4 separate regions of the Homo sapiens genome follow, and all the other regions are linked to region 2. A link is a loop called in an ENCODE intact Hi-C map of the cell type or tissue named here. Cell type or tissue: A673. All regions are shown on one strand. Region 1 has its middle 59 kb from the start of MYO3A. Region 2 overlaps GAD2 (glutamate decarboxylase 2). Region 3 overlaps LINC00836 (long intergenic non-protein coding RNA 836). Region 4 has its middle 110 kb from the start of LINC00836.

Region 1 (8,000 bases), 400 kb before region 2:
ATTGTTGTTGTTTAGAGATGGGATCTTACTATGTTGCTGCCAGGCTAGAGTGCAGTGCTATGACCATAGTTTATTGCAGCCTCAAACTCTTGGCCTCAAGTGATCCTCCTGCCTCAGCCTCCCAAGTAGCTGGGATTACAGGCATGCACCACAGTGTCCAGCTTGCATGTAAGTTTTAAGGAAAGTTCTATCTACTTCAGATTTTGTTTTGGCTTCAAAGTTATAAAATTTTCATGGAGTTCCAGTGGGGTGGGGATGGAGGGGTTGGGGTGTGAAGAGAACTGTTAGTAGCTTTAGAGAGTTCATGAAAGTAGAAAATAGGTATATTCAACTTATTTGTAATAAGTCCTGGATGTCTTGGAGCTACTATAAGGTGTCTTTGAGTTCATATATGGGTTAAACTTTGTTTATAGACTGAATAAATGCTGTATATGTACGAATATAAATAAAATATATATAGGTAGGGATGTGATTACTAGTAGAGTTACATAAATGCACTCAAAGATGAGGCTGAATTTACAGTAGTATTTGTCATCACATATTTTCTCAATCAATAAGTATCAAAACACAATGACTAGCATGGAAGATCATCCTTCAAAAGTACTTCACACATTAGGAATGACCTCTTTCAAGAGAACCAGAACATTTCAGACAAAGAGACTTTGGGCTGCCTGTGTGGATGATGACGATGACAACTCAGCAGTACTGCCACTTGATGTTGTGCTCTTTACCCAGGATAAGTTTGTTGAAAATGAGCTACTTGAAGCTAGTTTCCTGAACAAAGTGCAGTGTGGACAGCTGTTTAAGCCATCAGATGTAGGTCAAAGTCTGCAACACTAAATAGGATTTTTTTTTTTTTGCCTTTAATTCCAGAACAAAAGTTGTTTTGGGACTAAGTTGTAGGAGAATGTTATAGATCCTTGGGTTTTGGTGCTCATGGAGAACTAAACCATATTAATATGAACAAGAGACGGTGGGAGTGGCTTTCTGACAGTAGTTAAAATTTCCTGCAGGCCGGGCACAGTGGCTTATGGCTATAATCCCAGCACTTTGGGAGGCTGAGACGAGAGGATTGCTTGAGGCCTGGAGTTCAAGACCAAGCTTGGCAACATGGCAAGATGCCCATATCTACAAAAATTAAAATTAAAAAAAATAGCTGGACATGGTAGCACTTGCCTGTAGTCCAGTAACTTGGGAGGCTGAGGCAGGAGGATCACCTAAGCCCAGGGGGGTCGAGGCTACAGTGAACCATAAGCACACCACTGCACTCCAGCCTGGGCAGCAGAGCAAGACATTGTACCTAAAAAAATGCAAACCACCATGGCACACGTTTACCTATGTAACAGACCTGCATCTCCTGCACGTGTGCCCTGGAACATAAAATAAAAGTTGAAAAATAAAATAAAATAAAATAAATCTTCCTGCAAAGGAAAACACAGCAGTTTTGCTGAGTCCCTTTAAAAAAAAACAAAAAACAAAAAAAACAAACAAAAAAAACCCAAACTTGTTTTCTAGTAGTCAATCAATTACCAATTTTGGGTGCAGCTGGTGTACCAAAAGTAGGAAAACCAGTTTGCCTCCATATGCAGTTGATGCTTTTACTATCTAAAGCTGACAAGTACTGACCCTGCTAGTAAATTATCTCTCTGCATAAGAACCATAGCTATATTTTCCTAAAAATGAAGATATTATTCATGAAAGGTGAAAATGTAGTTGCTAAGCACATGTGTTCTAGATTTAGATGTCTTGTCAAAACCCTTAGCTCTATCATTTGTTAGCCTGTTTGACCTTAGACAAATTATATGACCTCACTCTACCTCATCTGTAGATTAGGAGTAGTAACAGATTTTGCCCGTAAAATTAAATGAGATACTACATTTGAAGTGCTTACTTACCACACTGCTTGGCCACAGCAAACAGTCAATTAAAGTTTATTATTATTATTGTTTTAGAAGACAAGTCTCCAGCTTTTAAATTGGTAATACATAGAATTCCTAGGCAAAATTATTATTAATAAAATAGTATTATTTTATTATAAAATTTGTGACATTATTTTATTATAAAAGTTCAGGATGGAAAGCCTTCTCAAACATTTGTTTTATTGTGGATTCTTCTAGAAGTAGAATTGTTCAAACCTGGGCATTCGGATGGTAGTTTAAGGTGGCTGAAATGAAGGTCTAGTTATGCCTTGTCTTACAAATTTCAGGCTAAAACTATTTTGCCCCTGGCAATGAAATAGAACCATGGAAAATCTATTAATTGACCACTTATCTGTACAATTAGAAAAATTCAGAACTGTCTGGAAACGATCTTGGCCCAAATTTTGGTTCCTCTCTCAGCTCACCTCAGAACACTAGCATGGATTCTGGTTACGAAAGAGCCCCTCTTGGCTCCTCAGTTTCCATATTTGGATCTTAACCAACCCTTAGTTGATCATGATTAAGAAAGATAATTTGGAACCAGATGCAGTGGGTCATGCCTGTAATCCCAGTGCTTTGGAAGGCCAAGGAGGGAGGATTGCTTGAGAACAGCCTGGGCAACATAGTGAGACCCAGTCTCTACAAAAAAAAAAGAATTAAAAAATTAGCCAGGCATGAGCCTGTAGTCCTAACTACTTGGGAGGCTGAGGTGAGAGGTTCACTTGAGCCTAGGAGTTTGACGTTGCTGGCAGTGAGCTATGATGGCACACTTCAGCCTGGCAGACAGACCAAGACCCTGTCAAGAAAAAGAAAAAGAGAAGAGAAGAAGAGAGGAGGGAAAGGAAAGGAAAGGAAAGGAAAGGAAGGGAAGGGAAGGGAAGGGAAGGGAAGGGAAGGGAAGGGAAGGGAAGGGAAGGGAAGGGAAGGGAAGGGAAGGGAAGGGAAGGGAAGGGAAGGGAAGGGAAGGGAAGGGAAGGGAAGGGAAGGGAAGGGAAGGGAAGGGAAGGGAAGGGAAGGGAAGGGAAGGGAAGGGAAGGGAAGGGAAGGGGGAAGGGAGGGGAAGGATAGGGAAGGGAAGGGAAGGGAAGGGATGGGAAGGGAAGGGAGAAGGAAGGTGAGTTGGTTCTCACCTATAAGCAAAGAACTAGCTCTTGTCCAGAAGCTTCCTCGAGAACACAACCTAGTGTTCACTGCCCTTCAAATAACTAAACACAGTGTGCAAGGTGGAATGCTTACATATGTCTCTGATGCAGAAGTTTAGCAAAGAGGAAGATACCTATAATTCGACTCTTCCAGAGAGTATTGTTTAGACAAACTGTAGATTATTGTAATGTCATAAACCTATACAAGAGCCTTATAAGAAAAGGCCACAAATGCATTATGATGACATGATTTATGTTATACCTTGTCCTATGAGGAATCCTGGAGAAATTCTTGTCTGACCCTAGAATCAAAAAGACTTGGAATTTTACTGAGCTGTTGTATTTGCTTTTAATTTCATGAACACTCTGAGTCAGATCTGTTCTGGTTTCCTTTTTGACCCTGCCTGGGAACGCTGTAGTGGGCTTTCAGCTGTCCACAAATTTCTGCCTCCTCTCCTTACACATGGAAGACCTGACTTTTCCCCTCTCTTGTGGGTAGAGACATGAGGCAAGTTCTGGCCAATGAGAGTGAGTAGAAATGATGTGATCAGAGCATTTAATTGCTAATGCAAGATTTTTCAAAGCTCTTCCCCTCTGCCATGGTGGCAGGCAGTGTGAGTGACAATGGCTGCTCCATTCGCTTAGAAACCAAAAATAAGCCTGAGATCTGTAACGAAAGAGAAATTAAAGCACTGTTGTCAAAAACTCCTGAGATTTGGGAGCTGTCTTTACCATAGTAGAACCTGGTGCATCCTGATTAATACACAGCTAAATATATCATCGATGGGAGGATGGTCAGTTGTTATTTTACATGTATTTTGATTTAATTTCTTGATCACTTTGCCTCACCCTTGTTATCTTTTCTCATCCAATGCAGCCTAATGTTTTCAATTTTGTCATATTTTATGAGTTCTTGTAAGTCAACTTTGAGAATAGATGGGAAATGATTAAGTTAACTTAACGAATTTATGTGAACCCTGGAGAAACACCTCAGGGTGAGTTGGCTATGCAGGATAAACAGATTTTAAGTACAGCTGCTCTGGAAATTGTTTTCTTAACAGAGAAAATACCTAAGCTTAGGACTAGTAGCTGCATTTCCAGAGGGATGCACTAGAGGGCGCGTGGAGCTTGGTGTGCTCGACAGTCACGGTACCCTTTGGCCTTCTTGGGTACACTGAGAAGAGATATTGTCAAGGGATTATGGCGGGAGTTTTTGTTTGCATGATTTCCTATATTCGAAATTTCAGAAACTGGTATTGATTTACTTTCTTTTTATGCAAAATTGACCCTAAGAAAAATGAGGTTATAAAAATGTTCACTTGTCTGTAACATTATTTTATTATAAAATGTTAGAATTGAAGAGCATCTTAATGGAGGTTTATGGAGTCTTTCTTCACATCAGGAATTATTTTTCAATGCAGAATTCCACCCAAACTTATTCAATGTTCTGCTAATTTTCTGACCTCTTCCCTCAAAATTAACATGTCCTAGCTTCTATTTCCTAGGAGGGGCTTATTAAGTGGCCAGTTTGTTAATCTGGTTATCTAATTTGAAACAAAATGTTAATGGCTAACAATACCTTAGCTATTAACCATACCTACCTGTCCAGATAGAATTGTTTTTAACTGGCTGTAACATCAACATAAAAGGGAACAACATGGGTAAGTGTGGGAGTGGATTCCAGGTGTCAGTTTCATAAGCAACCTCCTGTATGATATTCATCCAAGACAACAGCTTTATTCTCAGGAGAATTACTACTCATATAATAAGTTAAATCTGGTATGATATTCATCCAAGACAACAGCTTTATTCTCAGGAGAATTACTACTCATATGCTAAGTTAAAATGTCATTAAATATTTTATAGAGGAATTTTGTTGTTCGGATTCCCTGTTTGAGGTTAATGCTACTTACTGCTTCTGGAGTTTTGGTAGGTTATAAGCTGTTTCTGTGGTTGTTCAGATCTTTGGTAATAGTAACAGGAATTGGATACAGGGTTGAAATGCATTTGTTAATCTCTAAACATTCTTTTAGTCAATAGCTTTAGCCTCCTTTCTTTTGAGGAAAAGTAAGGATAAATGAAAGAACACAAACTTTGGAGTCAAATAAATCTGGAGTTGGCCGGGTGCGGTGGCTCACGCCTGTAATGCCAGCACTTTGGGAGGCCGAGGTGGGCGGATCACGAGGTCAGGAAATCGAGACGATCCTGGCTAACACGATGAAACCCTGTCTCTAATAAAAATACAGAAAATTAGCTGGGCGTGGTGACGGGTGCCTGTAGCCCCAGCTACTCGAGAGGCTGAGGCAGGAGAATGGCGTGAACCCAGGAGGCGGAGCTTGCAGTGAGCCGAGATCGCGCCACTGCACTCCAGCCTGGGCGACAGAGCGAGACTCCGTCTCAAAAATAAATAAATAAATAAATAAATAAATAAATAAATAAATAAATAAATAAATAAATCTGGAGTTAGATACAAACTATCATCATATCCCAAGTTTTAAATTCCTCAACTGTAAAATGGGGATAAAAAACACATCTCAAAGATTTGGGGGAAGACTTATATCTTATGAAAAGTCCTTGAAATGTCTCAAAAAAATCTGTTTTCCATCAAATCTTTTGTGAAATATGAAACTCATTAATAAAATCAATGTATTTTAATTGCATTTCTGATATACAGAATTGAAATCACATTTCTAGTTAATGTTGGCAAAGTGAGGCAGCTGATAGATGGTTCTAATAATGAGATCCCCAAGGTGGACAGAGTGGACTTGGGTTTGGTGTTAGAACCCAGTGAACAATCAAATTGTGGAAGGTCCTGGCATCCCAGTCTCCCAGTGGGAGTGAGTCAATAGTGAGCCCTTTGACTGGCAGCCTCAGCCTCCCACATGAGCCTTTATTTCTGTCTCAGCTCCATCTGACAAACTCTCATGATTCCACATGAAGAGCAAGTGAAAATTTACACTAAGACAGTCAATAGAGTTTAAATCTTTGTGTTGCTTAGCCACAAGGTTCTTTTTTAAAAATTAGTCTTTTCAATAGAATAGTTAACTGCTCTGAAGGAATGTTTAGTTTTAGGGACATCTCCCAGGTCATGAATTATTATCTCAGTATCTGCTAAAATAACTGTATGCTAAATTAAATTCCATTATTGTAAACTGTCATTTCAAAGTAACTAGTTAAGTGCAACATTTTTTTTTAAACCAGTTAGAATATGTAGACCAGGCTTGGAGGCTCATGCCTATAGTCTTGGCTGCTCGGGAGGCTGAAGCATAAGAGTCCCTTGAGCCCAGGAGCTCAAGATTGCAGTGAGCCATGATCACACCACTGCACTCCAGCCCGGACAACAGTGAGACCCTGTGTCTAAAATAAATAAATACATAAGAATATGAGCCAGAGCCAATAATAGAGATATATACATATATATGAAGAAAAGTTTCTATTTTTAGTGTCTGCTGTGGCAGGGCTCCCCAACCCCCAGGGCACAGATCCGTCCTGATCTGTGGCATATTAGGAACCAGGCTGCACAGCAGGAGGTTAGGGTGGGCAAGTGAGCAAAACTTCCTCTATATTTAGAGATGCTTCCCATCACTCACAGTACCACCTGAGCCCTACCTCCTGTCAGATCAGCAGCAGCATTAGAGTCTCATAGGAGCGTGAACCCTGTTGAGAACCATGTGTGCAAGGGATTTAGTTTGTACAATCTTTAAGGGAATCTAATGCCTGATGATCTGTCACTGACCCTATCACCTCCAGATGGGATAGTCTAGTTGCAGGAAAACAAGTTCAGGGTTCCCACTGATTCTACATTACGGTGAATTATATAATTATTGTATTATATGCTACAATGTAATAATAATAGAAATAAAGTGTACAATAAATGTAATGCACTTCGATCATCCCCAAACCATCCCCCCACCACCCACCCTTGTCTGGAAAAATTGTCTTCCATGAACCCAGTCCCTGGTGCCAAAAAGGTTGAGGACTGCTGTGCTATAGAATGTGCCTTTCAGAAAAAGTTATTTTCCTAGAAAATGATCACTGAAATGTCAACAATTCTAATAACAATCTAAACCACTCTTATCTCCAGAGTGAACACAAAGGGAAATATAAAATTCCATGAAATCCTTGATTCTTTACACTTAATTTTTGTGGAGTCTTGGCTTGATGCTTGATGCTCTTTGCTATAAATCTTTTATGTTTTCATTCATTTCTTGGAGCATGCACTGATTAGATTGAGGAAGTGGGGAACACATTCTCCCTTTGGTTTCTGCCGTGGGTCTCAAAATCATTCTGAGAGGGGAAGAATCTTTTTTATCACTCTCTCTTTAGAGGAACAAGCAGCTCTGCTCAAAGGATTAAATTCCACAACTGCCTTATTATGATACCTTGTTTGAACCAGGGATGGTGGTCAAAACTGATCAAAATGCAATAGTTAACGTGTAATCCCTTGGGTCCCACGGTAACATGTAATTTCATGCATTTCAAATTTAGTTAAGTTTTTACAGCTAAATTTTGAGCTTTTTTATGCTAACTTGTATCATTTTGAATCACATATATATTATTAAGTAAGGTTAAAGGAATCTATGTCATGTAGTAATTCACTCTGTTTTTTGTTGTTGTTGTCGTTGTTTTGCTTGTTTGTTTGTTTTTGAGATGGAGTCTCTGTTGCCCAGGCTGGAGTGCAGTGGCAAGATCACAGCTCACTGCAACTTTTGCCTCCCGGTTTCAAGCGATTCTCCTGCCTCAGGCTCCCAAGAGGACGCTTCTCCACACCCAGCTAATTTTTTGTATTTTTAGTAGAGACAGGTTTCACCATGTTGGCCAGGCTGGCCTCAAACTCCTGACCTCAGGTGATCTGCCTGTCTTGGCCTCCCAAAGTGCTGGGATAATAGGCATGAGCCACCATTCCCGGCCAATTCATCCAGTTTTGATAGTTTATAAT
Region 2 (8,000 bases):
TTGGAGTTCATGGTTTGACAAGCCTACTCCCTCCTTCTGCCCAAAGTTCGCTGATACAGGAAAGAAACAGACTATATGTTCATTACTGTTTTCCCGGCAGGTTTGTATGACACCTCTGGTTCATGAAAGTCAGATGTGAGCTTAAAATATTTATCTTATCTTAAAATAATCAAACCTTTCCAAACAGGTTTCCTATATGTTTGGCACCTTTGAGTTTGTTCTGGAAGCTTAGATTATATTTTGAGTTACTCCCTGGACTTTTACCAGTATTTGATCTTGGGCAGTCACTTCTCCTTTCAGGCTGTTGCCTTATTTGAAAAATGAGAAGGTTCGACTAGAATCAGGCATGTCTTGGAGCCCCTTCCAATTTGAATGCACTCTCATCTCTGACTCCTCAGTGCCATCTTACTGCCTTATACTTAAAAAAAGTTAAGTATGATATGATTTGATGAGCAAATAATGATTGTCAAGCTAGTCTACCCAAAATTCTCCCAGGCAAAGGTGTTTAGCTTTTGGTAAAGTTGGGTAAAATTCAAGATTTGCAAAAAAAAATTTCTAAGAGTTCTCACTCTCAGTTTTCTTGTTTACCTGCAAAAATACTATGGCAATTTTAATGTGCTTTAAACTTTATGTAAAAGATAAAGATAATACCCACACTTTCTCAGAAATTTGAACTTTTTATTTATATCAGGGCTGGAGCAAGGTGCTTTAGCACAGCCTGATCTGATCAGGTTGAAAATCACTGCTTTAAGGGATGCCCCCAGGCAAAGTTATGAAGTGTAGGAAGATTTATAAGGAGTGAGAAGCTCTCTGTGTCCTTTCCTCAACCACATCACCCTCCCTTCCCTCCCCTCAGTCTCACAGAAGTTCCCCAAAGGTAGGCTGCCCTAATCTAAGTCCATAGTCTTTGCATCAAATGTAACTGTAATGCCCCTTTTTCCATTCCAGCCTGACAAACTAATCACTGGTAACTTGTCCATTACCATTGCCCAGGTAATTGTCTTTCTTTGGGAAACAGCTTCACTTAAATCAGTGATTCCCAATGCTTTGAGGTTTCATGTCTGCTTTATATTCCAATTATTTTGTCACGCCTCCTTTATTGGCCTGAAAAAAAAAAAGGGTCAAAAATATAACTTACCCTTCTCACTATATAATGCCCAAATTATTTTTTTAAATGAAGAAATGTGATAGAAGTAATTTGTAATAAATTAACTTATTTCAATATGTAAAAGCCTAAGCAAGACAGCACTAGAAGCTGTGATGAAGTCCAGTGCTTGCTGTATGTCTAGACTCACAGGGAGAGCCACAAAGGTACTATGGAGTCAATGACAAATACCAAAAACCCCACTCACTGCTCACTATATGCCAATAGCATCCCACAACCACTGATTGTGATAATCACCTCTACCATCAGTTATTTTTCCAAAAAGCCTTTTAAAAACCTAGATCAATGACCCTGATGCAAAGTTGGCTATGTTAGCAACCTCCAGAGAGCTATTTTGACTTAAAGAATGTTTCTCTGGGCCGGGCACGGTGGCTTACGCCTGTAATCCCAGCACTTTGGGAGGCCGAGGCAGGCAGATCACAAGGTCAGGAGATCGAGACCATCCTCGCTAACACGGTGAAACCCCGTCTCTACTAAAAATACAAAAAATTAGCCAGGCATGGTGGCGGGCGCCTGTAGTCCCAGCTACTCGGGAGGCTGAGGCAGGAGAATGGTGTGAACCCGGGAGGCGGAGCTTGCAGTGAGCCAAGATTGTGCCACTGCACTCCAGCCTGGGCGACAGAGCCAGACTCTGTCTCAAAAAAAAAAAAAAAAAATGTTTCTCTGTCTCTCGTACCATGATTATTATAATATTAAGCAAAGCAGTATCTGTGTTTTTATTTTAGGAAAGAAGCATTTTTAGGGTTGAAAGGATGTTTGAAACTTGAGCCCATGAATTTTTGGCCTTCTTTACGCTTTTAGCACTTGGAATGTCATTAGGTAGCTATTTCACTTAGTATCTTCATCCAGATATTTCAGAATGGATTTTCTCTTCCTGCTGTTTCATTGGTATGTGAAATTGCAGGTCGGTTTATTCAAAGGTTTGGAATAAAAAGGTTTCTCTGAACTCTCCTTTCATTGCCAAACATTTTGCTCCAAATCAGGCTTGTTTTAACTGAATTAAGAGGATGACTTAATAAGAAGCTTCTGTGCACAGCAGAGGGTCATGGTAATCGTTCTATAGGGAACAACACAATACGGTCACAAGTCTGCAAAACGTGCCAGAAATGATAGTCATGCCTCATCCAGGCAAGTAAATGCATCCTTCCTGGAAGCAGTCAAGGAGTTGTTTTCTCCGAGTATTGTTATCAACAGTTTGGGGTTGGACTTTACCCTCCTGCGGCCACTTACGTTGTAAAGACGATGAAGCAAATTATTCAAAGCAAATCTATATTTCTTTTTCCTTCCAGAGGGAAAATGATTCCATCTGATCTTGAAAGAAGGATTCTTGAAGCCAAACAGAAAGTAAGTTTCTGCCGGGAGCTTTATCCAGCCCATATTTCTATTTCCATCCACCGGAGAACAAAATGTGTTTTGGTTTTATTTTAAAAAGAGGATCCAAGCCTCAATCTCCCAGGTTTAATGAGAACATAGAATTCTGCATCCAGTCACTATTTATTTCTCTGGGTTATAGGCTCTGCTTTAGAAAAGTTTAAATTGCTGAATAAATATTATATACAGAGATACAGTGAGCGTTTCCAAAGCATTTGTCTTCCTAGGTACTGAGGGTTGGCATGAAACACCCACACATTTGAAAGAATATTTTCAGAGGCGGGGAAATAGCAGAATGCTAATGCAGTATGTGAGAGACCCTGGTGCAGTTCTTCAAAAGGGGCCAGTTTTTCCCGTGTAGGTGCATGCTGTTAGCATTGGCTCTCCAGACGTCTTATTTTGCAGGAAGCAATTTAGAACTCTTTTCAGAAGTAACAAGTTCTGAATGCCTGCCCAAGATTCCCAAAGCTCTAGAAAGTCATTTACAACCTGGGATGGCTCACAAATCAGAGAATTTGTTTCTAGAATTCTTTGTTTACCATTTGGTAGATATAACCTACAGTTTCTGATTTAATAACATACACATGCATTTTATCATTAGGAACTCAGAAATAATGATTTACGTTCATATGCCCTTTTTCGTTTGGTTTTGTTTTACTAAGTGGCAGGCAGCAGGAGAAGGTTTCCCTCCTTGTGCAAGTACTAGAACTACTTCTAGTAACATCAACTAGAAGATTAAACCTTTGCTGCCACCTAAAGACTGACACCATAACATCACGTTCTATAGACAGGACAGAGTCCTTATGGAATGAGGGACTATGGCGATCCTGTTTGTGGCATTCTCCTGCCTTCTTCCAGCCCGTTACTTCAATCAGTTTTCATTTAGCCATGGCCAGAGAGACTGAGGACTAGTTAGACGGATAAAAGTCATGGCGTATTATTTTAGCCGCTCCGTGCTGAAACGTGAAATAAATTATCTGGGCATTTTCCAAATAGGAATAATGGGCTGGTCAGAGCTACTTCTCTTCATTCTCCTGCCTACTCACTCTAGGGGATTTATGAAGTTCAGAGGCCTCGTTGTGAATAAGGAACACTTGAAAGTGAGCAAAGGGGGTTAAAAGGGCCAGAAAGTCTACCGGGAATATATACATGTCTCGGGGACGTCCCTGACAGCCTCTGGGTTCACTACAGCCTCTTCTGAGAATCAGAATGTCTGTTCTTTTAAGACACAGTCAGGTCCAACAGCATAGCCTAGAGAACTCAGATTCCAGAGAGTGAACATCAATTTGTCCCAGACCCCGGGGTGTCAGTAACTCTGCTGCTGCTTCCTCAAATTCAGACGTGTCTGTTAGGGAGAGAATTTCCATTGCTTTGAATCAGCTTTTTAAAAGAACCCTTGACTCTGTTTTCCATGATTTGGGGCTTTCTCGTTCGCACAGGGGTTTGTTCCTTTCCTCGTGAGTGCCACAGCTGGAACCACCGTGTACGGAGCATTTGACCCCCTCTTAGCTGTCGCTGACATTTGCAAAAAGTATAAGATCTGGATGCATGTGGATGTAAGTATCCCTTAGGGACTGGCCACTAAAACGTCCTTGCACGTTTTTCATGTGGGACACACAAAGGAAATTTGTTTTCTCTTTTTTTAACTTGGTCAGCTTATTTTCAGAGTGGTGATATTAAAGCTTTTAAAGCTGGATGAAGCAAATTAGCACACAACTCACACAGTACACACCGTGCACCAGAAGCATCCCAAGGCTGATTATACCTTAATGTCCCCAACATGGTAATATTTGTATTTCTATGATCAGTACCCAAGCTGACCACTTTGTTCTCAATTCATCGAGCCATTGCATCCATGGAGGAATACAACCTACGCACACAGTCCTGCTGTTCCTCACTTACCAGAATGGTCAGAAGAGTAAAGAGGAGTTGCATTTATGTAGGAAACCCAGAGAATTAAAAACAAACAAAAGCAAAAAACTGAAGCTCAAGTTAGATATTCCTGTATTTAGAGAGGAAAATAGGCTTGACAACTTCCTGGGAAATAAGGACCACCAAAGTTCCAATTTCGTAGCTTGGTCAGCTAAGAAGATAGATTATATTTGAAACGTTTTGACTTCAGGCCTTGTCACACTAAAAAATAATGAAGGTGTTCCCTCCAGAACATTTTCCAATGAAAAAAAATGTGTTAAGTTTTAGAAGGACCGAAGGGATTTAAGTTTAGATTAGTATTACTCAAAGTGTGGTTTGACGATTAGCTACCACCTGCAAACTGTTAATGATCCATATGAGATAAAGAGTTTGTGCCAAACCATCATCAGTCACAAACCATCGCTAATCACAAACCATCACAAACTAAGCGCAATGCTTGGCTCAGCTGATAATTTTTTCATTGCAAGACTTTCTCAGTGAAGGAACGCATAAGTTGATGTTCATTCGAGTGCAAGATCCTTATGTTGTCATGGGCCAGCACTGGGTCTAAGCCAGGGCTATAACAATGATCTAGCCCTGGCTTAGATCATTTTGGCTTTATAATAATTATTCAGACCAAATTAATGCTCTTTTTTTTTTCTTTTTGAGACAGAGTCTTGCTCTGTCGCCCAGGCAGGAGTGCAGTGGCGTGATCTTAGCTCACCGCAACCTCCGCCTCCAGGGTTCAAGCAATTCTCCTGCCTCAGCTTCCTGAGTAGCTGGGATTACAGACGTGCGCACCCATGCCCAGCTAATTTTTGCAATTTTAGTAGAGATGGGATTTCTCCATATTGGCCAGGCTGCTCTCGAACTCCTGACCTCAGGTGATCCACCTGCCTTGGCCTCCCAAAATGCTGGGATTACAGGCAGGAGCCACCACACCTGGCCTCATTAATGTTCTTTTCTTTAGGGGCAGAAAATTTCCACAGGCTTAGCTGGGTGCATTTCCATTATTCCAGAGTATTCCTGCAGAGCAATCACCAATGTTCTTTATCCTCCCTGATTCACAGTGTGAGTCGTTCATTAGGCTACCAGAGCCCCTTTCATTTTACACATGAAGACACTGAGAAAAGACTGAACTATCCGATATCATTAGTGACCTGGGCCTCAGGACTGGAAATCCTGGTAGACCTTGCTGGCTGATTCAGGAAGAGGATTACCCGGCAACTTCAAAAATGAGAATGTCTGTGTGTCCTGAGCCAGCAGAAGCTATGGGTTGTTCCTCTGGGCCTCCTACTTAAATTAGAACTAGGGAATCTTTTAACCAGTTTTATTAGCTTTTCTTTGAAACATACCAAGTTTACCACTTACTCTTATTAGCTTTAACATTCATACATTCTATAAAGTAGAAAGAATCTTAAAATAGTACACGTTTGGAAAATCATAATTTTTCAAAGTGCAAAAGAACTGGGCCAGGTGCAGTGTCTCACGCCTGTAATCCCAGCACTTTGGGAGGCTGAGGCAGGTGGATTACCTGAAGTCAGAAGTTCGAGACCAGCCTGGCCAGCATGGTGAAACCTCGTCTCTACTAAAAATACAAAAATTAGCCAGGCATGGTGGTGGGTGCCTGTAATCCCAGCTACTTGGGAGGCTGAGGCAGGAGAATTGCTTGAACCCAGGAGGCAGAGGTTGCAGTGAGCCAAGATCTCACCATTGCACTCCAGCCTGGGCAACAAGAGCAAAACTCTGTCTCAGAAACAAAACAAAACAAAAAGAGGGCTGAACTTACAACAAAAGGTGGGGGGAAGTGATTATATCATAAAAGAATTTTATAATCCATTTAAAATTATCCTAGAATTATTTGTACACACAGAGGAAAGAAAGTTAATATTTCCAAATGAATCTCCATCTTGGCATTCTATTTTTAAAGGAGATTACTACACCAATTCAAATCTTCAACCTTGATCAAGTACAAATTGTTAAGACGTGTTCTAACTGCTCAGCTAATTAACTGGTATGAATCTTCCCTGCTTGTGAATTTTGGACACAGAAATTATCCAAAATCACACATCAGTGAAATAGAGTTATGAAGCCACTTCTTATTTCTGGAATCATTTAGACTTGTCAAAAGAGTTTTCCCTGCAACTTGGAAGCTGTTTAATGGCCCTCCTGCCCATCTTCTCTGCCTTACACTGTGGGGACCACAGGGTTTCGTATTCTGAGAACATGACTTCATGAGGACTAATGGTGCTGGTGATAGGTTTGGGAGAGGGTCTTTCTCTCTCTTCTACGGACCAGGAGCTATGCCTCCAAGGTGGCTCCTTACACCCATATAAATGTGGGATGGAATCTGAGACCTTAGAAGGGCCCTTCGGTGTAAACTCTGAAGGTTAGTGCCAGAAGGAGGTGGTCAACTTCCTAAGTGGCCTGGGGTCAAGATCATTTTCACCTAGAAAGACACCAGACTATAGAAATCTAGGCAATGACAAACTGCTACCATTTTCCTCATATGATTTTTTTTCAGGCAGCTTGGGGTGGGGGATTACTGATGTCCCGAAAACACAAGTGGAAACTGAGTGGCGTGGAGAGGTATGTTGCATTTTTCTTATTAACAACATAAAGTGTTAAAAGCTAACTGTGAAACACAAATTACAGTCAATTTCCAGGAACTTTTGGAATACTGAGTGAACTCACTCTATTCAGTGCTTGTGTTCCTTGCCTTATGTGGTATTACACTCATGAATGTGGGTAAACAACAGAAAAATCAAATATGTAAATATTATGTGTAAACAACAGAAAAATCAGAATACACATCAAGCGACCCAGGTAGAATCTCTTTCAGACATAGAGATTCCTGTCTAGGGTCTATTCCTGGGATCTCTGAACCAACCACAAAAATTGTTTAAAACCTACAGGCAGCCCACGTTTTACTAGGGAGAAGATTTATAGCTTTCATGTTTCATAAAAGGATAATATCCACTGCTTAAAAAAAATAATAATTTTTCAAAGCAAATAAGCACCTTGTAACTTATCAATGTTGAAAGTTTGGGTTTGGGGTCTAAGATGGCCAGTTCACTTAAAGTGAAACATACTAGCAATAGCCTCATCTCATGTTTCATTCCCGTAATAACCTTTCTCTGACACAGCTCCGACTGATGCTGCAAAGCACCTTTTATTTAGAGCCTACGCAGAAGACTGTTGAGAAAAGCTGAAAAACACAAAGGCAGTGATATCTGATTGGCATAAAGCACATTCAGGTCCAAAGAAAAGAGAACAACAGAATGCAAAATACAGGCTCTGGTTCTGAACCACATGCAAGGGGAGCCCAGTTCTCTCATCACAACATGGCAGGTCAGACACAGTGGTGAGCTCTGGCACTCCAAGTGACCAAGAAAGCCTGAATTCATCAGAGGCTGCCAAATGCCCACCATCCCCTGCCAAGTCGCCAGATGCTGCCCAGCAAAAGCGTCACACTGGCTCTGCCACTAGATATCTTGGCACAGTTTCTGTTCCAGGACAAGGAGAGACGCTGATGGAGCACAGAGGCACTTGT
Region 3 (8,000 bases), 550 kb before region 2:
ACTTTACTCACATGCCCCGAGTCAGAAACCTAAAATATCTCTTAGTCTAGGTGGACACTTTCACTAGATAGGTAGAGGCCTTTCCCACAAGGTCTGAGAAGGCCACCGCAGTCATTTCTTCCCTTCTGTCAGACATAATTCCTCGGTTTGGCCTTCCCACTTCTATACAGTCTGATAACAGACCAGCCTTTATTATCAAATCAGCCAAGCATTTTTACGGGCTCTTGGTATTCAGTGAAACCTTTATATCCCTTACAGTCCTCACTCTTCAGGAAAGGTAGAACGGACTAATAATCTTTTAAAAACACACCTCACCAAGCTCAGCCACCAACTTAAAAAGAACTGGACAATACTTTTACCACTTTCCCTTCTCAGAATTCAGGCCTGTCCTCGGAATGCTACAAGGTACAGCCCATTTAAGGTCCTGTATAGATGCTCCTTTTTATTAAGCCCCAGTCTCATTCCAGACACCAGACCAACTTGGACTGTGCCCCAAAAAACTTGTCATCCCTACTATCTTCTGTCTAGTCATACTCCTATTCACCATTCTCAACTACTCATACATGCCCTGATCTTGTTTACACTGCCAGTTTACACTGTTCTTCCAAGCCATCACAGCGGATATCTCCTGGTGCTATCCCCAAACTGCCACTGTTAACTCTTGAAGTAAATAAATAATCTTTGCTGGCAGGACTATGCTGAATCTCCTTAGGCACTCTCTAATTAGATGTCCTAGGTCCTCCCAATTCTTAGACCTTTAATACCTGTTTTTCTCCTTCTCTTATTCTATTTAGTTTTTCAATTCATACAAAACCATATCCATGCCATCACCAATAATTCTAAATGACAAATGTTTCTTCTAACAATCCACAATATCACCCCTTACCACAAAATCTTCCTTCATCTTAATCTCTCCCACTCTAGGTTCCCACGCCACCCCTAATCCCGCTCGAAGCAGCCCTGAGAAACATCGCCCATTATCTCTCCATACCATCCCCCCAAATTTTCGCCATACCAACACTTTACCACTATTTCGTTTTATTTTTCTTATTAATTTAAGAAGACAGGAATGTCAGGCCTCTGAGCCCAAGCTAAGCCATCATATCCCCTGTGACCTGCACATACACATCCAGATGGCCGGTTCCTGCCTTAACTGATGACATTCCACCACAAAAGAAATGAAAATGGCCTGTTCCTGCCTTAACTGATGACATTATCTTTTGAAATTCCTTCTCCTGGCTCATCCTGGCTCAAAAGCTCCTCTACTGAGCACCTTGTGACCCCCAACCCTGCCCGCCAGAGAACCCCCCCTTTGACTGTAATTTTCTTTTGCCTACCCAAATCCTATAAAACGGCCCCACCCCTATCTCCCTTCACTGACTGTCTTTTCAGACTCAGCCTGCCTGCACCCAGGTGAAATAAACAGCCTTGTTGCTCACACAAAGCCTGTTTGGTGGTCTCTTCACACAGTTGCGCATGAAAAGAATCCTAAGGAATCTACAAATAACTTACCAGAATTCAGTGAATTTAGCAAGATCACAAAGTACATAGTCAAAATACAACAATCGTTTTTCTATAGGCTAGCATGAGACAACTCAAAAAATAAAATCTAAGATTATGCTATTTACCATAGAGACAAGTATATAAAATACTTAGAAAAATGTTTAGTCTTGAAATATCTTTATACTAGACAATTACAAAGATTCCCCAGAGAAATCAAAGCAGACATCAATAAATGGAGAGCCATGTGCATGAATTAGAAAACTAAATATTCCTAAAATGTGAAATTCTTCCCTAATTAATCTGTGTCTTCAATGCAGTCTCAACACGTTCCTAGAAGACTTTTCCTTACATAGAAATTAACAAGCTGTTTCTAAAATCTATATAGCAATGCAAAGGACCTAAAATCATTAAAGCAACCTTTAAAAAAACAACAAATTAAAAAGACTCTGCACCAAATTTCAAGACTTAAAGCCAAAGTAATCAAGATGAGGTGGTATTTTCATAGAAAAAGAGAGTCAGATCAGTGACTCAGAGTCCAGAAATAGACCCACACATATGCATTCTATTAATTTTTGATTAATAAATGCACTGACTACTCTTGGTTTGGTGATATATATATGAAAAATACAAATACAAACAGATTCATGTTTTTCTAACATATTAAAGTACCTGACAACATTCTTCAGGCAAAGGAAGAGATAAAGGGCAAAAGAAGATTATGGTCGAGCTCAGAGGTCTAGCACAAGCAAATCGAAAAGTAGAGATGATATAGATTATACTACATCTTAGAAGCAACACTATTATAGGCAAAGTGTAAAAAAACTCGTTTTAAGTATAATACAGGAGGGAGGCAAGAATAGCTGGGACTCTTGTAATGCATCCCACAGTCTAACTCCATAAGGATGATCTCATGATGTTTGGTTATTCATTCATTTTCAAGAGTGAGGTCCTTAAGCCTCTTTGAGAAAGAGAGGAGAGGGCATGGGGAATGGGGATAAAAGGAAACAAAAGAGCAAGGAGCTTTACGTGGGTGTGATCACGCAGGAGCTCAGGAAAGGATAATCCAGAATCCAGGCCTCAGAAACAAAAGTTTCTCTCTGACTTTCTGCTGCCTCCTGACTCTGACCTCTCATTCTCCCTGGGGCTACTAATAGGACCCAGACTATCTCTGGCCAGGCGCAGTGGCCCACGCCTGCAATCCCAACACTTTGGGAGGCCAGGGCGGGCAGATCTCCTGAGGTCAGATGTTTGAGACCAGACTGGCTAACATAGCGAAACCCCCTATCTACTAAGAATGCAAAAGTTAGTGCAGCGTGGTAGAGAGAGAGAGAGGGAGGAAAGGGGAGACAGAGAGAGAGAGAGAGAGAGAGAGAAGAAAGAAAGAAACAAAGAAAGAAAAATGGAAGGAAAGAAAGGAAGGAATGAAAGAAAGAGAAAGGAAGGAAGGAAAGAAAGAGAGGAAGGAAGGAAGAGGAAGGAGGGAAGGAAGGAAGGAGGGAAGGAAGGAAGGAGGGAAGGAAGGAGAGAAAGGAAGGAAGGAAAGAAAGAGAAAGGAGGGAAGGAAGGAGGGAGGGAAGGAAGGAAGGAGGGAAGGAAGGAAGGAAAGAAAAAAGAAAGAAAGGAAGCAAAGAGAAAGAAAGAAAAGAAAGAAAGAAAAGAAAGAAAGAAAGAAAGATTATCCCTTTCCCAGCGTGGGTTATAGAAACCAGAACCTCTTTTCCCTGACACCAACAATAAAACTGAAAATTATTACTCTGCCTCCCCCCACATCTTTTTTTTTTAAATTTTTCTTTAAAAAAAAAAAAAAAGAGACAGGGTCTCACTATGCTGCCCAGGCTGGCCTTGAATTCCTGGGCTCAAGGGATTCTCCTGCCTCAGCCTCCCAAAGTGGTAGGATTACAGGTGTGAGCCACCACTCCCCAGGCTCAATGACTTTCTATGCAAAAACTGACCATAAATAAATTGTCTGACCTACCTTGTTTGATGGTAGGTCATAATAGCCCCATTCCAGAGAGGGTCCTGCCCCACACCCAGAAGGAAGAAACGTGGCACAGAGAGGCCAAGAAGAATCTACGCAGACTGGCCTTGCTGGGTTTCCTCACTCAGTCTGTCAGCATTAGACCAGAACCTATGGCCCAATCCTGTTTCTACAGGGCTGTGCATATTGTGATGGACCTAAGCATAAAAACGAACAATTTCCTCTATATCTTTGGATCTTCATTCTGAAGGCTCCCATGTCACATAAAACTATGATCTAATAAATTTGTATGCCTTTTCTCTCATTAATCTGCCTTTTGTCAGTTGACTTTCAGTGAACCATCAGAGAGTGAAGGGGAAGTTTCCCGTGGCCCTGCGATAATAATATGCCATCGAATGAAGAGCGTGATGGCATCAATGCTCTCTATCTGAATGACCGTCTGTCTATTTGTGCTCTACCTTACAGAAATTTGTTGGAATCTGTGGCCCACTGAAGTTAGGGACAAAAAAGTCCCTAACTTCATTGATGATACTCTCTGTATATATTTTAATTTTTATTTACTTATTTATTTTTATTTATTTATTTATTTATTTTGAGACAGAATCTTGCTCTGTCGCGCAGGCTGGAGTGCAGTGGCACGATCTCGGCTCACTACAACCTCCGCCTCACGGTTCAAGCAATTCTCGTGCCTCAGCCTCCCAAGTAGCTGGGATTACAGGCACGTACCACCATACCCAGTTAATTTTTGTATTTTTAATAGAGACGGGGTTTCACCATGTTAGCCAGGCAGGTCTTGAACTCCTGACCTCAAGTGATCTGCCTGCCTTGGCCTCCCAAAGTGCTGGGATTACAGGAGTGAGCCACTGTGCCCGACCTCTATACATATATTTAAATTGTTACTTTCTTTCTAACATATATGTGATCTGTGATAGAAAATAATGTGTCATTAATCATAATTTCTAAACGTGGCATTTACGAAAACAACATTTTGCATTTTGAATGATAAATTTCCAGCTACAGTTACAAAAATATATCCGAGAAAATGAACCAAAAGAGACTGAGATGGAATTGCCAAGGCCTCTCTGTTGGATACTTCTTGTCCCACTGGTTTTCATCTTTCACTCCGGCGTGATAGCTTTTGACATGTAAATGTATCCATTCGAGGCCACTAGATGGCAGTCTACTCAAAAACACGGCTTGCTCCTTTTTCTTTCCACAAGGCTAAGGAATTATGTTAGCATTTGACCTGTTCTCTCCCTCCAAAACCTAGCAAACCCAAGTTTTCATGAGTTTGCTAAGAACAAAAGTAGTTATCCTGAGTACCTAATACCTGAACAAAAAGTTTTTGCTATTTTCAACAAAGGAAACATTTGTCACAACAGGAATTCACTGGAGTTAGACAGAGAAAGGGTCCCAGCCATGAGTTCACTAAAAGGTACAACATCTCTCCCTCTGTCTCTCTCCCTTTAACTCTCCTTCTTTCTCTCTTTCTTTCTTTCTTCCCGTCTTCCTTCCTCCCTCTTTCTTTTTTCTTTCTTCCCTCCCTCCCTTTATTTTCCCACTCCCTCCCCTCTTTCTTTTTCTCTTTCTTTCTTTCTTTCCTCTCTCTCTCTCTCTCTCTTCCTTCCTTCTTTCCTCTCTCCCCACTTCCTTAATATGGTTTGGCTGTGTCCCCACCCAAGTCTCATCTTGAATTATAGCTCCCATAATTCTCACATGTTGTGGGAGGAACCCAGTGGGAGGTAATTGAATGATGGGGGTGGGTCTTCCCATGCTGTTCCTGTGATAGTGAATAAGTCTTATGAAATCTGATGGTTTTATAAACGGCAGTTTCTCTGCACATGCCTTCTTGCCTGCTGCCATGTAAGACGTGCCTTTGCTCCTCCTTCACATTTTGCCATGATTATGAGGCCTCCTCAGCCATGTGGATCTGTGAGTCCATTAAAGCTCTTTTGTTATAAATTACACAGTCTCAGGTATGTCTTTATTAGCACCATGAAAATGGACTAATACACACCTTGTCCCACTCTTTCTTCTCTCCCTCCCTCCCTTTCTGTCTTCCTCCTTCACTCTCTCTCTTTCTTCCCTCTCACCCTCCCTCCCTTCCTTCCTTCACTTTGTTTATTTTTTGTTTCCTCACTTCTCTGGCATCTTCCGTGCTGGTTTCAGCCTCTGGAGTGTTGTAGAGGTGAAGAGGGAAAGCTTCCCCCTTCTCCCTCTGAAGGTCCACTGAAAATGAACTGACAAGAGGCCAATTAATAGGAAAAAACAGCATACAAATTTATTTTAACATGCATAGCACTGGGGAATCCCAGGAGAATGAATTCCCAATAACCCAATGAGGTCCAGATTCTTATATACTCTTCTTCAGAGGGGAAGAGGAGGTGAGAGTCTGTAGGAGAAAATGATTTTTAGGGAGGTCTGAAGGGACCCAGGAGGCAGATATTTATCTTGTAAATGATGCTCTTTAGAACTGAGAGGTAACAGAGAACAGATAACAGTTTGAGACAAAGTTCATTTGCATTCCAGGTATGGTGTTTAACTTCCCATCTCTTCCTCTGTGATGAGTTTTAATCTTCCCTGGTTAATGAAATTTCAGGGGACAGATGCAAGGGTTCCAATTGTGTTCTCTTTTGAAGCCTAGTTTCTAGGTTAACAAGGGGACTTCAGAGAACAGCCTCATCTTGTGTTTGGGAGAGAGAGATTGAACGGATTGGAGGGGAGGTTAGAGAGATCTTGACACTGCTTCTTTGGTTCCATTTCTAGCAAGTTTTCTGAGCCCCAACAGTATACACAAATACATGAAACCAGAGGTTGGCACTCTGGGAGAAATGACGCTGCCATGCAGTTTCTGGCCTGGCACCTCTAGTAATCTTCTTCACCTGGCTAAGTTTTTTTGTTTTGTTTTGTTTTGTTTTGTTTTGTTTTGTTTGAGATGAAGTCTCCTTCTGTCACCCAGGCTGGAGTGCAGTGGCGTGATCTAGGCTCACTGCAACCTCCACCTCCTGGATTCAAGCAATTCTCATGCCTCAGCCTCCCAAGTGGCTGGGATTACAGGCACGTGCCACCATAATAGAGATGGGATTTCACCATGTTGGCCAGTCTCGAACTCCTGTCCTCAGGTGATCCGCCCACCTCGGCCTCCTAAAGTGCTGGGATTACAGGCATGAGCCACTGCACCTGGCCTTCACCTGGCTTAGTTTTGCATAGCCTACAGAACAGGAGGCTGCTTCTTCCTTGGTCCCTGACCTCTTGCTCCTTGATGTTGTCCGGGGGTGCAAGGATCATTCCCCCAGTCACTTGCACATGGGAAGAGAGCAAAATCAGGGGCCAGCTGTAGTTAAGACAAAGGGAATCCAGGACTGAGCGTCCCCACCCTCTGGGTGGTACTCTATCACCCAACAAGTACATTACCTAACAAACTCTAGGTCTCAGTTTCTTTATCTATAAAAGAGGATAATAATTTTACCTACCTCATTTTTTTAATATAAAATGGATAAAGTACTTAAAACAATACCTGAGACATGGTATGTGGTCAATGAATGTTAGTGCTAATAACACTGATGATTATTACTATTATAAACACAGCAAACATAAAGTTAAAAGAGAGTTAAGATTACCAAGGAGCAGATGAAATGACTGATAGTTGCTTATTGTTGTGGTGGTGGTTTTGTTTTGTTTTTCAGACAAAATTTTGCTCTGTTGCCCAGGCTGGAGTGCAGTGGCACAATCATAGCTCACTGCAGCCTCAACCTCCTGGGCTAAAGTGATACTCCCAGCTCAGCCTCCTGAGTAGCTGGGACTACAAGCGCATGCTGCTATGCCTGTTAATTTTTGTATTTTTTGTAGAGATGGGGCTTCACTCTGTTTCCCAGGCTGGTCTCTAACTCCTGAGCTCAAGGGATCCACCCATCTTGGCCCCACAAAGTGCTGGAATCACAGGCATGAGCCACTGCACCTGGCTAGTTGTTTTTTTTATTTCGAAGCTTTACCTTAAAAATCTCTTTGGACTGAGAAGTAGGGCTTTTCCATGGTTGAAAGTCCAAATGTTTGGTAACAGAGTAGGATGGCTGTAGTTAGCAACGGTGTATTGTATATTTCAGAGTAGCTAGAAGAGAGAACTTGAAATGTCCCCCCACACATATGAATGATAAATACTCAAGGTGATGGGTACCCCAAATACCGTGACCTCATCATTTCACATTCTATGCATGAAGCAAATATCACATGTACTCCGTACATACGTAAAAATATTATGTATCAATTGTTGCCCTGCCTTTACCAGGTCAAAACACAGACTGAAAGCAGCATCCAGACATTCTTAATGACTCCTAGCAATCTTCCTTGGGCTGTGGATGAGGAAAGGGGACCCAGAAAGATACATACCATAAATATTTGCAGGATTCTTAGAGACTAGTAAATAAATTCAGGATTGTTACCTAGAGAGAGATGCATTTAGAGTTTGAGGCTTTAATCTCATAAAAATAACAGATTGAGGCATCCAAAAATTAAACCCGTG
Region 4 (8,000 bases), 510 kb before region 2:
CCTCCCAAAGTGCTGGGATCACAGGCATGAGCCACCGCTTGAACCCGGGAGGCAGAGGTTGCAGTGAACTGAGATTGCACCATTGCACTCCAGCTTGGACAACAACAGCAAAACTCCGTCTCAAAAAAAAAAAAAAAAAGTATAAATTGCATAAGCTATAAAATTGTGCCATCGCCAGTAGCCTGTATGAGTCTTAAAAACTCTCTCCTTAGAAAGTTTCTGTGTTCTGAAATCACACTTTCGTCTGTCCCTCAAGGCTGTGAACATTGGGTCCAAGACTCCCAACCTTTCTACTCCTCCCTTCCATGAAGAAGAAGGGAGCTGTGACATGAGTCACCCCACCATGGACAAGATACTTCTCATATATGTCTGATACACAGCAGAGGTATGTGTTATTCTATCTTCATTTGACAGGACAGGAAACTGGGTGTAAGATGTTTGCCCAAGTCACTGATCAACCAAGTGCCTGAGTTGGGATTCAAACTCAGGCTTATAAATCTGACTGACTAAAAAAATCTCTTGCAGCCAGGCGCCATGACTCATGCCTGTAATCCCAGCACTTTGGGAGGCCGAGGTGGGTGGATTGCCTGAGCTCAGGAGTTTGAGACCATTCTGGGCAACATGGAGAAATCCCCTCTCCACCAAAAATACAAAAAAAAAAACTAGCTGGGCATGATGGTGGACACCTGTAGTCCCAGCTACTAGGGAGGCTGAGGCACAAGGCAGAGGTTGCAGTGAGCCGAGATGGTACCACTGCACTCCAGCCTGAGTGACAGAGTGACACTCTGCCTCAAAAAAAAAAAAGAAAAGAAAAGAAAAAATCTTGCTGCTCTTACCAAACCAAGTGAGAGGTGACAGCGTGCTGGCAGTCCTCACAACCCTCCCTCGCTCTCGGCACCTCCTCTGCCTGGGCTCCCACTTTGGCGGCACTTGAGGAGCCCTTTGGCCCACCACTGCACTGTGGGAGCCCCTTTCTGGGCTGGCCAACACCAGAGCCAGCTCCTTCAGCTTGCGGGGAGGTGTGGAGGGAGAGGCGCGAGCGGGAACCAGGGCCGCGCAGCGCTTGCGGGCCAGCTGGAGTTCCAGGTGGGCGTGGGCTTGGCGGTCCGCGCACTCGGAGCAGCCGGCCGGCCCTGCCGACCCCGGGCAATGAGGGGCTTAGCACCCAGGCCAGTGGCTGCGGAGGGTGTACTGGGTCCCCCAGCAGTGCCGGCCCACTGGTGCTACGCTGGATTTCTTGCCGGGCCTTAGCTGCCTTCCCGCCGGGCAGGGCTCAGGACCTGCAGCCCACCATGCCTGAGCCTCCCCCAACTCCGTGGGCTCCTGTGCGGACAGAGCCTCCCCGACGAGCGCCACCCCCTGCTCCAGGGCGCCCAGTCCCATCGACCACCCAAGGGCTGAGGAGTGTGGGCGCACGGCACAGGACTGGCAGGCAGCTCCACCTGCAGCCCCGGTACGGGATCCACTGGGTGAAGCCAGCTGGGCTTCTGAGTCTGGTGGGGAAGTGGAGAACCTTTATGTCTAGCTCAGGGATTGTAAACGCACCAATCAGCGCCCTGTCAAAACAGACCACCCCCCCCCCCCCCCACCCCACCCTGCTCTACCAATCCGCAGGATGTGGGTGGGGCCAGATAAGAGAATAAAAGCAGGCTGCCTGAGCCCGCAGTGGCAACCCGCTCGGGTCTCCTTCCACACTGTGGAAGCTTTGTTTTTTCGCTCTTTGCAATAAATCTTGCTACTGCTCACTCTTTGGGTCCACACTGCCTTTATGAGCTGTAACACTCACCGCAAAGGTCTGCAGCTTCACTCCTGAAGACAGCGAGACCACGAACCCACCAGGAGGAACGAACAACTCCAGACGCACCGCCTTAAGAGCTGTAACACTCACTGAGAAGATCTGCAGCTTCACTCCTGAGCCAGCGAGACGACGAACCCACCAGAAGGAAGAAACTCCAGACGCGCCACCTTAAGAGCTGTAACACCCACCGCCGGGGTCCGCGGCTTCATTCTTGAAGTCTGAGACCAAGAACCCACCAATTCCGGATACACAAGCAATGCTGATTGCTTCACTTTGAAAGCTTTCCAGCCGGGTGCGGTGGCTCACACCTATAATCCCAGTACTTTCGGAGTCCGAGGCGGGCTGATCACTTCAGGTCGGTAGTTCGAGACCAGCCTGGCCCACATGGTAAAACCCCGTCCCGTCTCTACTAAAAATACAAAATTAGCCGGGCGTGGTGACAGGCACCTGTAATCCCAGTTACTCGGGAGGCTGAGGTAGGAGAATTGCTTGAGCCTGGGAGGCAGAAGTTGCAGTGAGCCAATATCGAGCCACTGCACTCCAGCCTGGGTGACACAGCAAGACTCTTTCTCAAAAACAAAACAAAACAAAACTTAAAAACTTTCTTTTTTTAAGTGTGAACATCCTCAAACCACACATCCTTGGAAAACCCCATGGGATCACTTCTACTCTCATGATGGTTGTCTTCTCTAGCATCTTGTGGTTACAAAGCATTTCAGGTAAGAGCACAGGCTTTCTGGCCAGGAAGACTTGAGGTGAGTCCCAGCTCTGTCATGTCATAGGTAGGTGACCTAGCTCTTAGCTATTAGGTTGGTGCCATTACTTTTAATGGCAAGAACTGCAATTACTTTTGCACCAGACTGAAAGCCTCTGTTTCATTCAAGAAAAAAGGAGACATTACACTGTTTCTTTCTTCATAGGGTTATTGTGCAGATTGAATGAGATAACGAATACAAAGGATTTAGCACATGCCTTAAAAATGTGTATTAGGTTATATTTTTTAAATGTCAGCTATACAAGTTAGATTACCATTATTTTAACAGTTCGTCTAATTCATTCTTGTGACATCTATTAGTTGTTTTTTATTTAGCCTTTCAGCCACTCTTGTCTCTCTGACTTGTTTGAAAGCCTTTAAAGCTTGGATCGTGTTTTGTTCCTTTGTATCCTCTTACACATAGCACAGGTTTTCCAAAAATATTTGTTGAGTTGATTTCATTTCATAATGTGTTCTCTTTAAATAGCAACCAGAAGCACAATTCAAAATAAACTGTAGATTTTGATAATGAATTTCTTTTCTTGTGATTAGTGGCTCTTTGTCTTGCTTTTGTCCTGAGCCTATGTTTTGAGATAACACTTGGGGGCAGCATTGAGTCAGTCTGCACTTCCCCTGTTGTGAACTAGAAGGAAATATGAAATCCAAAGGTAGGGGCTGACAGATAGGAAATGAATGTCTCCAAATACATCAGTAGCTTTAAAATGACTGTGCACTTTGCTACAGAAATCTATTTAAAAGCAGCACACCCTTCTGCAGATCTCAGGGGAGCTCTTGAGGATAAATGACTTGTTTTCTCTCTAACCCTGGGGGGCAATACAAACTGTAAGATGTTTAACCATTTACTCACACAGCAAAATGGAGCAAACCTACAAGCTACATTATAAAGGAAGATAAATTTAGCATGCATTTATGATGTGAAAAAGCACAGCTACTGCTCTGGTTGTTTAAATACTACATCAGTAATTGCAGTCCATTAAGTCAGTTAAACAAAACAGTGAATTAAAATTTTCCATTAGCCAGATTTTTTGCCCTACAACACTAAAGAGAAGAAAGGTAAATGTAGTAGCACAGCAAGTTGATAGCAGAGGTTCATTTGGTTAAGCAACTTTTTAAAACGTCCTATGCCCTGCACAGATGTTATCCAGTCTCCTATAGCCACAATTACATCACTACAAATATATGCTTAGATAATCTATCAATGTTCAGAATCTTTGCCTCTAGGTACTGCAAGATTCTTACCAGTTATAATAAAACTAGTGTGCCAATTATCTGATAAAACAAAGTACACTTGGTTGTTTCCAAAAAAAATTTTTGTAATGGTACAAAAAAAACTCATAGAAGACACTTTTTTTTTTTTTTTTTTAGCAACTTGGCCCTGTCTCTACCTCTCACCAGAATCTGAAGAAATTGCATATATTTTTGTACCAACAGGGTTCCTATGAAAACCAAATGGAAAAGTACAATAGGATACACCAGTTTCTTCACAGGTCCACAACCTAATTTGTGTTATACCTATTCCCTGATTAGTTACAGAGGTATTTATTCTTTATTTGTTCATTCAACATTCACTGAACATCCAATATGTGTCCAGTACTGGGAATATAAGGATGAATAACACATTATCTATGTTTTTAAAAAGTTCAGTCTAGGAGAAATGAACATACAGACATACACACATCTGCAAATAATTGCAATCACACTGATTTCTTTTGGGCCTGGAATCTCTTATTCTTTTCATAGCTAAACAAAATAACATCTCAGAGTGTAATCTCAAAGAACATAAATCTCTACTTTATGGAAGAGGAAAGTGAAGTCCACAGACAGTAAAGGACATGACCAACCAGCCAGTTAGTGCAAAGCCAATAAAGGAACTTGTTGACTCCCAACCGATGTGTTTCCACCACATAATATTATTACCCTTTTATATGGTTTGGCTGTGTCTACCCAAATCTCATCTTGAATTGTAGATCCCATAATGCCCATGTTGAGGGAGGGACCTGGTGGGAGGTAATTGAATAATGGGGGAGAGTCTCGTGATAGTGAATAAGTCTCACAAGATCTGATGTTTTTATAAAGGAGAGTTCCTCTACACACGTTCTTTTGCCTGCCACCATGTAAAGATGTGCCTTTGCTCCTCCTTTGCTTTCCGCCATGATTGTGAGGCCTCCCCAGCCATGTGGAACTCTGAGTCAATTAAAACTCATTCCTTTATAAATTACCCAGTCTCAGGTATGTCTTTATTAGCAGCATGAGAACAGACTAATATACCCCTGCATGTGAGATTGTTGAGATAAGGCATTATAGCTTGTATGTCCTTGTATTTTCGAAGTCTCTAGTAGAAATCTTTAATAAACATTTATTTATTGACTTTAATATCTCTCCTGCTGTCATCTGTCCAGATATAAATCTCACCATTATGAAAGCTTTCATAAGGCAGCTAACTTTTAAATTGTTTAGTCTTTGAGATTATTCTCAGTTGACCAAAGCAGACATTTTCCTTTCACTAATGCTCAATTTCCCAAGGCTTGGCCTTGGGAATTGATTGAGGACAGGCTAATAATGGGCATTCACATATGAGTGCATCTGAATTCGACCTTGCATTACCTTTCATACTTTTCCACCTACTTCCAACCAACAAGATCTCTCTATTTATATTCTGGGGATTTAACATTTAAGGCCAAATCACAAAAAGCCTGTTGGGTAGTTTGTGCTTCTGCATATCTAGTAGTATGCTGGAAAATATTTAATAATAGATCTAGGAGAGGAAAAAAAGGCCTGATAAATAGCATTTGCCAATTTCCATGGTGTAAATACTTTCACCATGGTAAATTTCATCCTACCAATGTATCAGTGCATACTGAACTCAGCACAGAGAAGAAATATACACAATCTGCTCTCACTAATCAGTGCAAGCCAGCTCCAGCTAACAACTGCCCCACTGCTCTCAACATGAAGACTCAGCAGTGATCTGTCCTCACTTCTGCTGCCTGACGCTCTTGTCATTGCTTAGCTATATGAGAGACTGCTAGGTTCGGCTTGTAGGGTTGGTAAGTGCAATCAGCAATAGGCCTGATTGTAAGACAGATTTTGAACTTGGTAGGAATATAGGGGGAGAATCAGTTATTAAACTAAATTAACCCTTTTCCTGTTTGCTCTGGGAATACTTGCCGGCGGGCTTTCAGCTGCAGTGTTTACCCCAAGATAACTTTGCCACAAAATATCTCACTTTTATTATTATTTTTGCATCACTCTGGTATATCGACTTGAGAAGCAAAAGACATCATTCTATTTATAGCATTCTGTTTTTAGTAGTAGTATTTCCATTTACAAAACACAGTAATTCTCAACCACTGAAAATGTCAAATCCTAGAAAATGTAGCATTCCTACACATGATGTTAACATCATTCTCTAACAGTTGGCTGAAGATTCATTTGATGAATCCGATTTTTCCAAAATAGATGATTCTAATGATTCAGATGATTCTGATGTTAGTTCTGTTTAGAAATAACTCCAAGAACAGTTTTTATATTTCATTTTCACATTGAAAATGAGTCAGATTTGCTTCAGCCTCAAAGAGGGCGTTTACGTAAAATTAAATGAATGCTGATAGCAAGCTGCATTTTTTTTATGGGAAAAGATTTAACTTATGAAATTAATGAAGATATAAGAGAAAGGAGGCAACTAACTACACTCACCTGATAATTATTATTGTTTTGACATACAGGTATCGCTGATACCCTTTGTGTGAAAACAATCGAGAAAGTGCTGGCTGAAATTACAGATGGAGGCTGGACTCTAAAAACCAACAGATGCCTCAAGGGTTTGAATCTGCAGCTTTAGCTAATCAGACCGGGCTACAGTGTTGAAATTCAAGAGGCAAAGAGAAGAACAGCAAAAGGGATAGTGAGAAAGACTTGAGGGTAGAGACGCAATGTTTGAGCAGCAAATTTATTTACATGTTTGCTCAGCCAGTCAGCCAATGGGTGTTTATGCACCCTCCAAATCCCTATGCTGAAGTCCTAACTCCCAATGTGATTGTTACAGGAAAGTGGTCCCTATACAGACTCCAAGAGAGGGTTCTTCGATCTTGTGCAAGAAAGAAGTCAGTGTGAGTCCATAGAGTAAAGTGAATGCAAGTTTATTAGGAAAGTAAAGGAGAAAAGAATGGCTACTCCATAGACAGAGCAGCCCCAAGGGCTGCTGATTGCCCATTTTTATGGTTATTTCTTGATGATATGCTAAACAAGGGGTGGATTATTCATGCCTCCCCTTTTTAGACCATATACAGTAACTTCCTGACGTTATCATGGCATTTGTAAACTGTCATGGCGCTGGTGGGAGTGTAGCAGTGAGGACAACTAGAGGTCACTCTCATCACCGTCTTGGTTTTGGTGGATTTTGGCTGGCCTCTTTACTGCGACCTGTTTTATCAGCAAGGTCTTTATGACCTGTGTCTTATGCGGACTTAGGCAGACTTCCTATCTCATCCTGTGACTTAGAATGCCTTAACTGTCTGGGAATGCAACCCAGTAGGTCTCAGCTTCATTTTACCCAGCCCCTATTCAAGATGGAGTTGCTGTGGTTCATACACCTCTGGCATGATGAAAACAGGTGGGACCTTTGGGAAATGGCTAGGCCAGGGGACTGAAGCCCTCATCATGGGATTAGTGCCCTTATAAAAAGAACCCAGAAAGCTTGTTCTGTCTCTTCCACATGAGGACAACGGCAAACCAGGAAGCAGGCCCTCCACAGAGCCGAATTTGCTGGCACCTTGATCTTGACTTCCAGCCTCCAGCACTGTGTGAAATAGATGTCTGTTGTTTAAACCTCCCACTCCTTGATAATTTGTTATAATCAGCCAGAGTTGACTAGGACAATGGGTATTTATTGAGAATACTTTTCTGCGTTCCTACGAATTTGGAATTTTAGAAAAGGATCTCAAGGGACATCGAAAGGAAAAGAATTGACACTAAGATATTTGTTCTATAGAACATCATGCAAATATCAATCCCCTGTTCTCCTTCCCAATTCCAACTCTGGGGCTGTGAAAATGATACTGGTGGGCTAGGGGAGGTCCCCAAATGCTGGTGGGACCTTGACGCCAGCTGGTGACCAGGCTCTCGATACTGTTGAGAGAAGGAATTCAAGGATGAGTCGGAAAATAGTGCACACTCAAGAAGAGTGAGTGCGGGTGGACTCAAGAGAGAGTCATGCAGTGTTTGGGGCTGCTACCTTTATGGGTTTTTTAAACCAAGGGGTGGAATATTCATGAAAATTCCCAGAAAAAAAGATGGCAATTTCTCAGAATTGTGGTGCCACCCATTTTTACACTAAATATGGGTGGTCTCAGGACTGTCACAGCGCTGGTGGATGTGTGATTAGTATGCTAATGAGCATTTAATGAGGTCCTAGGTGAAACCTAGGTC

What was found. Peaks named below come from ENCODE experiments on the same cell type or tissue, not always from the same donor. Only the 100,000 strongest peaks of a DNase experiment are listed, where the experiment ranks them.
Region 1: a loop joins it to region 2, with 7 times the contacts of the local background. A loop is called at or near these places in 31 of 110 quality-filtered maps.
Region 3: a loop joins it to region 2, with 8 times the contacts of the local background. A loop is called at or near these places in 8 of 110 quality-filtered maps.
Region 4: a loop joins it to region 2, with 8 times the contacts of the local background. A loop is called at or near these places in 7 of 110 quality-filtered maps.

The regions. Positions count from the first base shown.
Region 1 is chr10:25,871,583-25,879,582 of GRCh38, forward strand. No RefSeq gene overlaps it. Among named protein-coding and RNA genes, the nearest start is that of MYO3A, 59 kb to the right of the region's middle. RefSeq lists a silencer at 4,083-4,262. In A673, a CTCF peak has its summit at 4,161 (motif pointing right); a DNase peak (open chromatin) is centred at 4,199.
Region 2 is chr10:26,266,665-26,274,664 of GRCh38, forward strand. It overlaps GAD2 (glutamate decarboxylase 2), which reads left to right. Exons shown (of 16, transcript NM_001134366.2): 9 at 2,455-2,509; 10 at 3,976-4,092; 11 at 6,972-7,036. Among named protein-coding and RNA genes, the nearest start is that of GAD2, 54 kb to the left of the region's middle. In A673, CTCF peaks have their summits at 3,289 and 3,489; a DNase peak (open chromatin) is centred at 3,277; H3K4me3 peaks cover 1,350 bases; H3K27ac peaks cover 378 bases.
Region 3 is chr10:25,721,447-25,729,446 of GRCh38, forward strand. All of the region lies in intron 2 of LINC00836 (long intergenic non-protein coding RNA 836), which reads left to right. Among named protein-coding and RNA genes, the nearest start is that of LINC00836, 74 kb to the left of the region's middle. In A673, a CTCF peak has its summit at 4,651 (motif pointing right); a DNase peak (open chromatin) is centred at 4,665.
Region 4 is chr10:25,754,973-25,762,972 of GRCh38, forward strand. No RefSeq gene overlaps it. Among named protein-coding and RNA genes, the nearest start is that of LINC00836, 110 kb to the left of the region's middle. In A673, a CTCF peak has its summit at 3,148 (motif pointing right); a DNase peak (open chromatin) is centred at 3,229; H3K4me3 peaks cover 307 bases.